2 separate regions of the Homo sapiens genome follow, and region 2 is linked to region 1. Evidence: read pairs that join two places in POLR2A ChIA-PET (ENCODE). Cell type or tissue: HepG2. All regions are shown on one strand. Each heading gives the region's core, and the rest is flanking DNA. Links, peaks and the distances in the headings are about the cores only.

What was found. Peaks named below come from ENCODE experiments on the same cell type or tissue, not always from the same donor. Only the 100,000 strongest peaks of a DNase experiment are listed, where the experiment ranks them.
Region 2: POLR2A ChIA-PET joins it to region 1 with 7 read pairs; 4 of 35 experiments call an interaction of 5 or more read pairs at or near these places.

Annotation. Positions count from the first base shown.
Region 1 is chr19:33,238,522-33,243,305 of GRCh38, forward strand. No RefSeq gene overlaps it. Among named protein-coding and RNA genes, the nearest start is that of SLC7A10, 15 kb to the left of the region's middle. RefSeq lists a silencer at 3,096-3,195. In HepG2, for the core only: a CTCF peak has its summit at 3,298 (motif pointing right); a DNase peak (open chromatin) is centred at 2,854.
Region 2 is chr19:33,346,440-33,351,223 of GRCh38, forward strand. No RefSeq gene overlaps it. Among named protein-coding and RNA genes, the nearest start is that of CEBPG, 25 kb to the right of the region's middle. RefSeq lists an enhancer at 3,680-4,784. In HepG2, for the core only: no CTCF peak of the experiment used is centred there; DNase peaks (open chromatin) are centred at 2,052 and 2,382; H3K4me3 peaks cover 674 bases.

The DNA.
Region 1 (4,784 bases), core at 475-4,474:
TTTCTCCAAAATGGCAAATGCTTCTTGGTAAATTTCCAAACAAAACAAAGCTCCATCTCCCCTCAGCTTTCATGCTCATTGCATCCCTAGAAATTGTGCATCTGGAAAAGACGCCGAACAGAAGTAGTCATTCCCGATAGGGTCATTACCGATAGGGTTTATTAGCAATCCTACATCAGAGTTCCTCATGCCCCGCGCTGTGGATATGTTGAGCAGAATAACTGCTGTGCAGTGGGGTATGCTCGGCAGCAGCCCTGGCCTCTACCCTCTAAATGCCAGCAGTACCCCTAGGTCATGACAATCAGAAGTGGCTCCAGACACTGAGAAATGTCCCCTGAGGGGCAAAATTGTTCCCAGTTGGCGCCCCATCCCCACCTCCTGCCCACACAGAACTCCCTCCTCTCTTGTGTGGGGTGCGGGGCAACTTGCCACCAGGCGGGATGCCCCTCACACAGCAGGTCCCTGCCACCCCATGACTACAGCACCCCATTACTGCAGCCAGTGAACCCCCTCACACTTCTAAACTACCCCAGGGGAGAAGCAAAACCACTGTTGTGGGCCTCTGACCTCCCTGATTCTCTAATCTGGGTGGGTGTGGGGGCAGTGATGCCAAGAAGCTCCTTCCCTTCCCAGCACACACTGCAAGATCTGCGGTCCTCATTTCTCCCAGGCCTGGCTACTCTGTAACAGCTGCATCCTTACTGGCCCTGTGGGGACATGGGACGTGTCCCTGCCGTGGCTCCCAGCGGCCCCGGTGTGCTGGGCCTTTCTGCCTCCCTTAATTCCACCTTCCCTGTTCCAGCTGCTTGGAATGTCCTCAGTGCTTTTCCTCTGCAGTTACCCTGGAATTCCAGGGGAGTGCTTGGGTTGGTGGAACCTTCTTAGCCCAGGTATCCTCCTCCTCCAGGGAGCCCTCCGGAAATGTCCCTCCCTTGATAGGCTGGGGCCAGCACTCCCTCCCCGGCTTCTTTAGCCCATGGGAGGCAGCATCCACTCATTGTGTTCCTCCTTCCCTGCCTCCTGCTCCCCCATACCATCCCTTAACCCAGCCAGAGTCATTCCTCTTTGTAGCATCCCAGTCCTGGCCCAGAGTCTGGCTCCTAAAAGGCACTATAAATATTGGTGGCAAAGTTGAGGCTGTGACACTCAGTTCAATTTTTTTTTTTTTTTTTTAAAGAGACAAGGTCTTACTTACTCTGTCACCCAGGCTGGAGTGCAGTGGTGCAGTCATAGCTCACTGCAGCCTCAAACCTCTGGGCTCTAGCAATCTTCCGGCTCAGCATCCTGAGTAGCTGGGGTTACAGGTGTGAACCACCGTGCCTAGCTAATTAAAAAGAAAAAAAGTTTTTTTGTAGAGACAGGGTCTCACCATGTTGCCCAGGCTGGTCTTGAACTTCTGGCCTCAAGCAACTGTCCCGCCTCAGCCTCCCAAAGTGTTGGGATTACGAGTGTGAACTTCAATTCAATTCAATTGGCCCTTCAATTCTGTGTTCATTCACTGAAGATTCCAATGCCCCTCCCCCATCTAAAGTGGGGCAGACCAGAGGGAGGAGCAGTGGAGGCGGGGTGGACAGGGTCCCAGCGCTGGAGGAGACCCATCTGTGAGCCACCTGGAATCTCATCTGCCTGCCCAAGGCTTCTGCCCCTTCTACAGGAATGGGAGTCCCTTCAGGTGGACATAGGAGTTTCTCCATCTGAAAGTGCCCACCAGGGAAGAACTGCGCCAATCCCGATGGGCACTGGGGCTGAGGGAGGGCACTGGGGATGCAAGGACCCTCTAACTCCACCCATAGAACCCTTTTAGGGGCCCAGGCCTCCAGGCCAGCTCCCTGGCACACACCACTTGTGGAGTATGAACTTCCAGCCCCTAAGCCTCCGGGCTTTGAGCACAGCCTGGGCAGCAGCTGCAGGCACACTGGGGTGCCCACTCACTCTTCATCCTGCCCATGCCTGCCCATCTCTAGCCAAGGTCCATACCATGCACACAGGTGAGTGCTGTGGGGAAGAGCACACAGAGGCTGCAGCTGGCCCCCCGGGCAGGTCCTCAGCCCACTAGGCCCCTAGCCCAACCCTGGCTGAGACCCCAGCCTGCCCTGTGGGTGCCCGGCTTCTGTGACACCTCCGTTGCATAAGCGGGGACTAGAGGTCAGGTGAAGGCTGCAGGGGAGGGGGCTCTCTAGTGGATGAGGCCACCTCCCAGCTGGCAGGGCTGAGTGCATGGCAGTGAGGGACGCCTGGGTCCTGGGAAGGCACAGGAGGTAGAGACCCCGAGGCCCTGCCAGCTTCCCCGCGCAAGCCTGGGAAGCAAAGTGCCCACATCTTCTGTTTCTGTCAGTTCCTGCCAAGTCCCAGTGCCTACAACTGGGAAATGGGGCAAGTCACCTTCTCCTTCCTCTCTTGGTGGCTCTGGAAGGAAAAAGCCAGTGGTGTCACCTGAAGGCAGCCCCTTTAGGCAGGCTGGGTCTGGGGTCTCAGATGCCTGGTGCTGCCCGGTGCTGCTGGCCACGTGTGCCCCCGTGCCTTGGTTGGCAGGGTTCTGGGCAGCCCCGCCTACAGGCCTTTCCCCCCGTTCTTCGGGCTCCCCTGTGTGATGCAGGCGGCCTGGCCCTGGCCCGGAAGGGAGGCCGCTCTTGGCTGATGCTCACATGCCCACTCCTGGGCCTGGCCTGGCTCCTGGGCCCTCTCCCATGCCCATGTCCTCGAGGGCCACCAGGAGACGGGCCCTGGTTGGGGCAGACGTCGCCTTGGGGCTGGTCCCTCCTGGGCTTCTGGCTGGGTTGGTGACCTCCTTCCCCACTGGGTTCTGGCTGGGTGTTCACCTGGGGCTCCTGGCTCTGTCCCAGGTTGGCTTTCACAGCAGCAACCGTGAGGCCTGGCTGGGAGGAGGTGGGTGGAAAGTCCAAGGCTCCTCCTCTAGGCCTCCCTCCCCGGGGGGACTAGCTGATCACGGGGGGTGCTCCTGGGCAGGCACTCCTGGGGGTGAGGGGTGGTTGGGGGGTGCATGTGGTCCGGTAGGGCACTGGAGAAGACCCTCTGCCCAGAGGGCCCCAGGACACCCCTTCCCATAGGCCCACACGGCTCTGTGGCCGTGTGCGTGGGAGGGAGGGAGGGATGAGTGTCACAGCGGGTGTGAGTGCGCCTGTGGGTGAGGCCCGGAGAGCCGGCACGGGGGCGGGGGACCGTGAGAACCAGTCTGTGGGTGGAGACCTAGGGCAGGGGTGCCCTTCCTTTCTGGGATGTCCCAGGCCAAGGAGTTTGGGGGCTTGGGGGCCCACAGTGCAAGAGGAAATCCTGGCCACTAGGTGTCACCCGGAGCCCATGGGACAGAAGCAGGTCCCCCCCACCGCCCCCGGGGAGGGGTCGGAGCCCCTTACCTCCCAGGTATGCCCACTCCCGCAGCTGGGGGGAATCCCTGGTCTGTCACGGTGTCTGAGGGTCCACTCGCAGTGGGGAGCTGGTGGCACGGCGTTGCCCTGTGCAGGAGGCCATATGCTCTATGGAAGCACCCCGTCCCCACCTCCTGCCCATACAGACCCAGACTGAGGACGGAGCCAGTGACAGGTGGGGATGCAGCATCCCTCCCAGCCCACCCAGCCCCTCTGATGCCCGGGTGCCTGCGGCAGGGGCCCCCTCGTGCCAGCCCCTCCAAGGGAGCAGCTTGGACCTATGCCTGCCGTGCTTGCCGGCCTCAGGATGGAGGAGGGAAGGGTCCTCGTTCACAACCACCCCCCATCCCCCTTAGGTCCAGCTCAGCAAATTAGGGTCCCAAAGCCCTGCCCAGACCACTGGGGGCCTTTTGCAGCCTTTCAGAGCTGGTCCCCACCCTCCTGCTGTGCATCCACTCATCCAAAGCACAGCAAGGACCTACTGTGTGCTGGGAGGGCCCTGCCCGGCGGAGCTCACGTGTGATGGGATGTCAGCCGCCAAATATAGAAACCAGAAAATTTGTTTTTATTCATTTATTTATGAGACAGAGTCTTGCTCTGTTGCCCAGGCTGGAGTGCGGTGGCACTATCTGGGCTCACTGCAACCTCCGCCTCCTGGGTTCAAGTGATTCTCCTGCCTCAGCCTCTTGAGTAGCTGGGACTACAGGCATGTGCCACCATGACCTGCTAATTTTTGTAGTTTTAGTAGAGACAGGGTTTCACCATGTTGGTCAGGCTGGTCTCAAACTCTGACCTCAAGTGATCCATCTGCCTCAGCCTCCCAATACAGGCATGAGCCACCGTGCCCGGCTAACACTTATATTTTTTGTACAGGGTTTCACCATACTGGCCAGGATGGTCTCGAACTCCAGACCTCAGGTGATCGCCCGCCTTGGCCTCCCAAAGTGCTGGGATTACAGGTGTGAGCCACTGTGCCTGGCCTAAACCAGAGAATTTGTAATGGAGACAGTGACACACAGGAAAACATCATGGAGGAACTGGAAGGGCCGTGGGTGAGGTGGCAGCTTTGGTGGGGCTTGGGGGAGGGGAGCACCCCCAGGGAGGGACTTGTGAGAAAGTGAGGAAGAGCATCAGTGAGGTGAGCACCCCAGGGAAAGGCATTAGGGCAGCTGGAACAGTCCGTGCTAAGGCCCCAAGGCAGGAACGAGCCAAACCTGTCAGTGAAACACCAGGACCTGTGTGGACTGGGGCGGTGATGCAGGTGGGAGGTGGGAGGAAACAGAGGGTCTTGGACCGTGTTGCCTTCTCCCCAGGCCCTCAGGGACCATCCCTGCCACAGTGGAGCCTTTTGGCTGGCACATGAGGCTGTCCTAGCCGAGGCTGGTCCTGGCTGGTGAG
Region 2 (4,784 bases), core at 328-4,327, 110 kb after region 1:
TATGTGCAATTATTATATGTTAATTAACGCAAAAAAAATAACACGGTGTCCAGCTTACCTCTGTTTTCTATTGTTTGTGGTCTGTTTCCCCTGCTAGAATGGGACCCCAGGAAGGCAGGGAGTTTCCTCTCTTTTATCCCCTGGTTCATACTAAATGCTTAGGACTGTGCCTTGCATACAGTGAGCACTCAATAGATACTTGTTGGCAGTTTAAAAAGTCAGTACCTTAATTAACCAAGTATCAAGGCTTTTAATCTTTTTGCCTCAAATCAAACTAAAAACCTTGATTAAAAAGTCTTACCCTGTCTCTACAAAATAATTTTTAAAAAATTAGCTGGGCATGGTGGCACCTGCCTGTAATACCAGTTACTCAGGAGGCTGAGGTGGGAGGATCTCTGAGACCCAGAAGAGCTGTGATTGCACAACTGCTCTCCAGCAGCCTGGGCAACAGAGCAAGACCCCACCTCTAAAGAAAAAACAAAGTCTTTGCTGTTATCCAAAAGGATAAAACAGATTTTCCAGACAGAGGGTCAAGTTGTGCTATCTTTTTCCATAATATCATTTAAAACAAATTATTAAGAAATAAGTTTTCTAATATGAAATTATACAAATCCTGGACATTAAAAAATTATGTCTGCAATATTTACATAGCCTATGATATAAAGCAAATTTGGGGTTAATCAGTTTCTCTAAAGAACTTAAAGACACATTTGTCTTTAATCATGGCATGAAGTGTCTGATAGAGGAAGATCATACGAAAAAGTCCACATCTGATTATAATTATTAAACTGTGTATTAAACGCTTGGTATGTGCCAGGCATTTTTGCCTAAATTATCTCCAATTTTGCCAACAACACTTCAAGGTAAATATTACCATCCTCAGATGAAAAAGTTGGGACCCAGAAAGAAGAAACTGGCCAAGGTCACATGGATCTCAGATGAGGACGTGGGTTCGCTCCACTCCCGGATTTCTCCCCAAACAGCGTTCTGGGTTTTTCAGAGCACAGTGCAATGCAATTTCACATGTGTCATTGGTTTCATATTCGCAGTCAACACACATGTTTTGAGTAATTGTTATGTTCCTGGCACCGTGCAGCCTTTCTTGGAGATCACTGTAGGAAGCTTGGCATCTCGCTGGGAGGTACTCGGGAACCCTGGGCACATTTCGGGATGTGACAGCTGAGTGAGAGCCATTGTAGATGCCTGGGGAGTTCGGAAGAGGGAGGGATCCTCATGGGCTGGGCTCTTGAAGCCTAATCATGGTGTCCCTTGGCCTTCCCAGCCAGGCAGGGGCCATTGTTGGGTCTGGCTGCCTGGCTGCTGCATCCCCTTGCAGGGGCACCTCAGTCCTCAGGAGCAGTGACCTGTCCCGTACCATGTGGTCTTGGCAGAGAGGTAACTTCAGATCCATGTCTCCCACTGTCCCCCGCTGCCCCCCTGGCCTCTGTGGAAGCTGGAGAGGCCAATCCTCCTTCTCTGGGATGCTGGGGACCGGGGCCTGTGACCCATACTCAGACAATTTCAGGTCCAGTCCACTGCCCAGACCTTGGATCTTAAAGATGGTGGAGCATCTGCTCACAAGGATGGCGGGGCATCCATAGGCAGTGATGGCCATGGCGGGAAGAGGCCATAACGGAAGATATCTGGCTGTATCTCCAACTGGCTGTTCCTAAGATGAGGCGGTGACCAAGTTCCCTGAGAACAGGATTGTCTTCCAGCTCCCACCAAATGTGTGAGCCTACAATAGCTTCCCAATCAACTCCTTTTGAATTAATACAATCTTAAACCTGTTGTCCAGCCTATACTGGAAAAGTAAGCTTTTTCCTTTACCCTTTATCCGAAATTCAACATGGATGGATATAGGTCATGAAAAGACGTTCTGCGGACAATCACAGAATCAGAAGGTGAAATCTGCTTTTAAGGAGTTTTTCTTTACCTACTCTGATGCTTTCTCCACAGGCTGATGAAGGCTGCCTGATTCTTACTTAACAAAGCTGGGAAATTTCATCAGCCTGGGCAATATAGTGAGGCCCTGTCTCTACGAAAAGAAAATAAATACAACTTTAAAAATTAGTCAGGCATGAGGTGAGAGGATCGGTGAAACCCAGGAGTTCAAGGTTACAGTGAGCTACCATTGCACCACTGCACTCCAGCCTGGCCGACAGAGCAAGACCCTGTCTCCAAAAATAGTTATCATAATAAAACGCTAGGAGGTTTCAGTGTTTTCTTCATTCTTCCGAAGCTAGGGAATCACACACCAGGACAAGAGAGAGAGCCCATCAATTTGCCATGGGAGAGCTCAGGCTTTCCGGGTTGGGCTGGGGTTCTGGCTGAGGCATCAGGAGCTGGGCATCAAGGCCCTGGGCTCCCTGCTGGGTTTGATCTGTGGACTGATGCAGGGAGAGGCTTTCCTGTATTTTGGCCCAGAGCACATGATCTTATCTGCAAAACCGCAGCACTGTGCCTGGTGCTGAAACCATGAGAGAATTAAGCCTCGATGACCCAGTTACTGGACAATGCTGTCCAGCTCCAGGACTGCTCGTTGCTTCCACAGTATGATGTGTTAATTCGCTGACTGTATTTTCAGAGTCCATCCACTGCCCTAAACTCTCTGCACCCACAGTTCCAATGGGGAGCAGTAACTTCAGTTCATCAAAGCCAATTATTCCAGTTCTTCTTTTTCAGCTTGGATTTTTCCATTTCAAGTCGTCATGGGAAAGTAAGTCTTAATAAATCCCTTTATGCACGGAGAACTAGGGCAATTACTGACATTTTAAGAATTATTGAAACTTTTTTAAAGTTTTTTGATTAAAGTTCTAAAGGACATAAATAATCCTTTTTTGGTTTTTGGAAGGGCTTCAATTATTTTCAAGGACAGAAGTTGGGCACACGGGCTGTTCAAATCTAATTAATTATCTGGCTGCGCCCACAAAAGTCACACCTTCAAAACACTGAGGTTACAGCTAATCATCTGAGATTCTCCCACACTGGGATAACTGTACCCACCCTCTGGGGCCATGACAGATACAAGTACAGGATGCGTTATAGGAACTCAAGGTGCACCTCTGCAGGGAAATCAAGTTTTGTTTGTTTGTGACTCAACGATTTAGTCGTGCATTAAATATTCAATATCTGATGCAAGAGATTTAAAATCCTGAGGTGGTACCTTGAAGCAAAAAACACACAGGCTGGGTTAACCAATCACATTAATATTTTTATACCATAAATTAGATTAGAAATCCCACAGCTGGGAAAAGCCAGGGTGGAAAGATCCCAGGGAATGATGTGGCTCCGAAAAATCAGTGGTGAGCAAACTTCATGAGGCTGGATAGGGGTCTGTTTTGGTTTAGGATCAATAGGAAACTGAAGGCAGGTAACCTTTGACCATTGGAGAGACATACCCATGCCAACCAGAGTTCACTGGAGTTGATTTACTGCACTACGGTATGCTCTAAAAATAAGCACATAGTTTGACTGAAACTTGCATTTGAGTTAAAAAAAAAAAACAAACTATTGTTTTTAGTTTACCATGCATTGGTAAATTTCGAAAGAGGATAAGAGCTGGGCAGGAGGATCACTTGTGGGTGGGAGTTCGAGACCAGCCTGGGCAACATAGCAAGACCCTATCTTCAAAAAATTAAAATAACTTCGTTGGGCGTAATGGTGTATGCTTGTAGTCCCAACACTTTGGAAGGTTGAGGTGGGGAGATCCTTGAGACTTGGAGTTCAAGACTAGCCTGGGCAACACAGCAAGATCCTGTGTCTACAAAAATTTTTTTAAAAACTTAGCCAGACATGATGATTTGCACCTGTAGTCTCAGCTACTTGGGAAGCGGAGGTGGGAAGATCACTTGAGCCCAGGAGTTTGAGGCTGCAGTGAGCCGTGATCGTGGCACTGCACTCCAGCTGGGCAATAGATCAAGACCTAGACTCTAAATACATAAATAAAAATAGGATAAGAGAAAAAATACTTGACTTTGAAACCTCTATTGGAAAAGCTGCAGAGGTCATCTGTAATAAGGCAAAGGAGAGAATGGAGCAGCCACACCTCCGTCATTGCTGAAAGCCAAATTCTTTCTATTGACTCCAGAAGAAGACATATTACGCCAGTTTTTTAAAGCTGCCATATGTCTTATCAGAGTCACAGTTGAGTAGTGGTATGTAGGTCTACGGTACAAATACAAAAATAAGTGTTTGAGCAGGTCACAACATGCCCACACACCGTCAACTGCATCTTTTCTTTGGCAGAGGAGTCTGGAATTCACGGCTCCAAGGAAACAACTGTTTGTCAATCCAAACCTTGGATGCCGATACTGGTGGGCGGCTCAGTGATGACGTTCCTGTGTGACTCAAGTGGTTTCTAAAAGGCAAGAAGCCATCCCCGTGAGGCATACGGTGACCAGTGCTGAATCTTCCAACACCATTTCCCACAGGGATCAGTTGCAGTCAAGAGAATCTGTTTTTTTCAGAGGAGGATGCCCTGTGTGAGGGAAGAGAGGGGTGAGCAGCTGAAGGAAGGTGAATGGACAGAAAAGCTGGACACACTGGCCAGACTGGGGAGGGGGGTGGGGGCTCATGCCTGTAATCCCAGCACTTTGGGAGGCCCGGGGGACAGATCGCTTGAGCCCAGGAGTCCAAGGCCAGCCTGGGCAACATAGTGAGACCCTGTCTCTACAAAAAAAATACAAAAAGTAGTTGGGTGTGGTGGTGCACACCTGTAGTCACAGCTACTCAGGAGGCTGAGAGGTGGGAGGATCACTTGAGCCCAGGATGTCAAGGCTGCA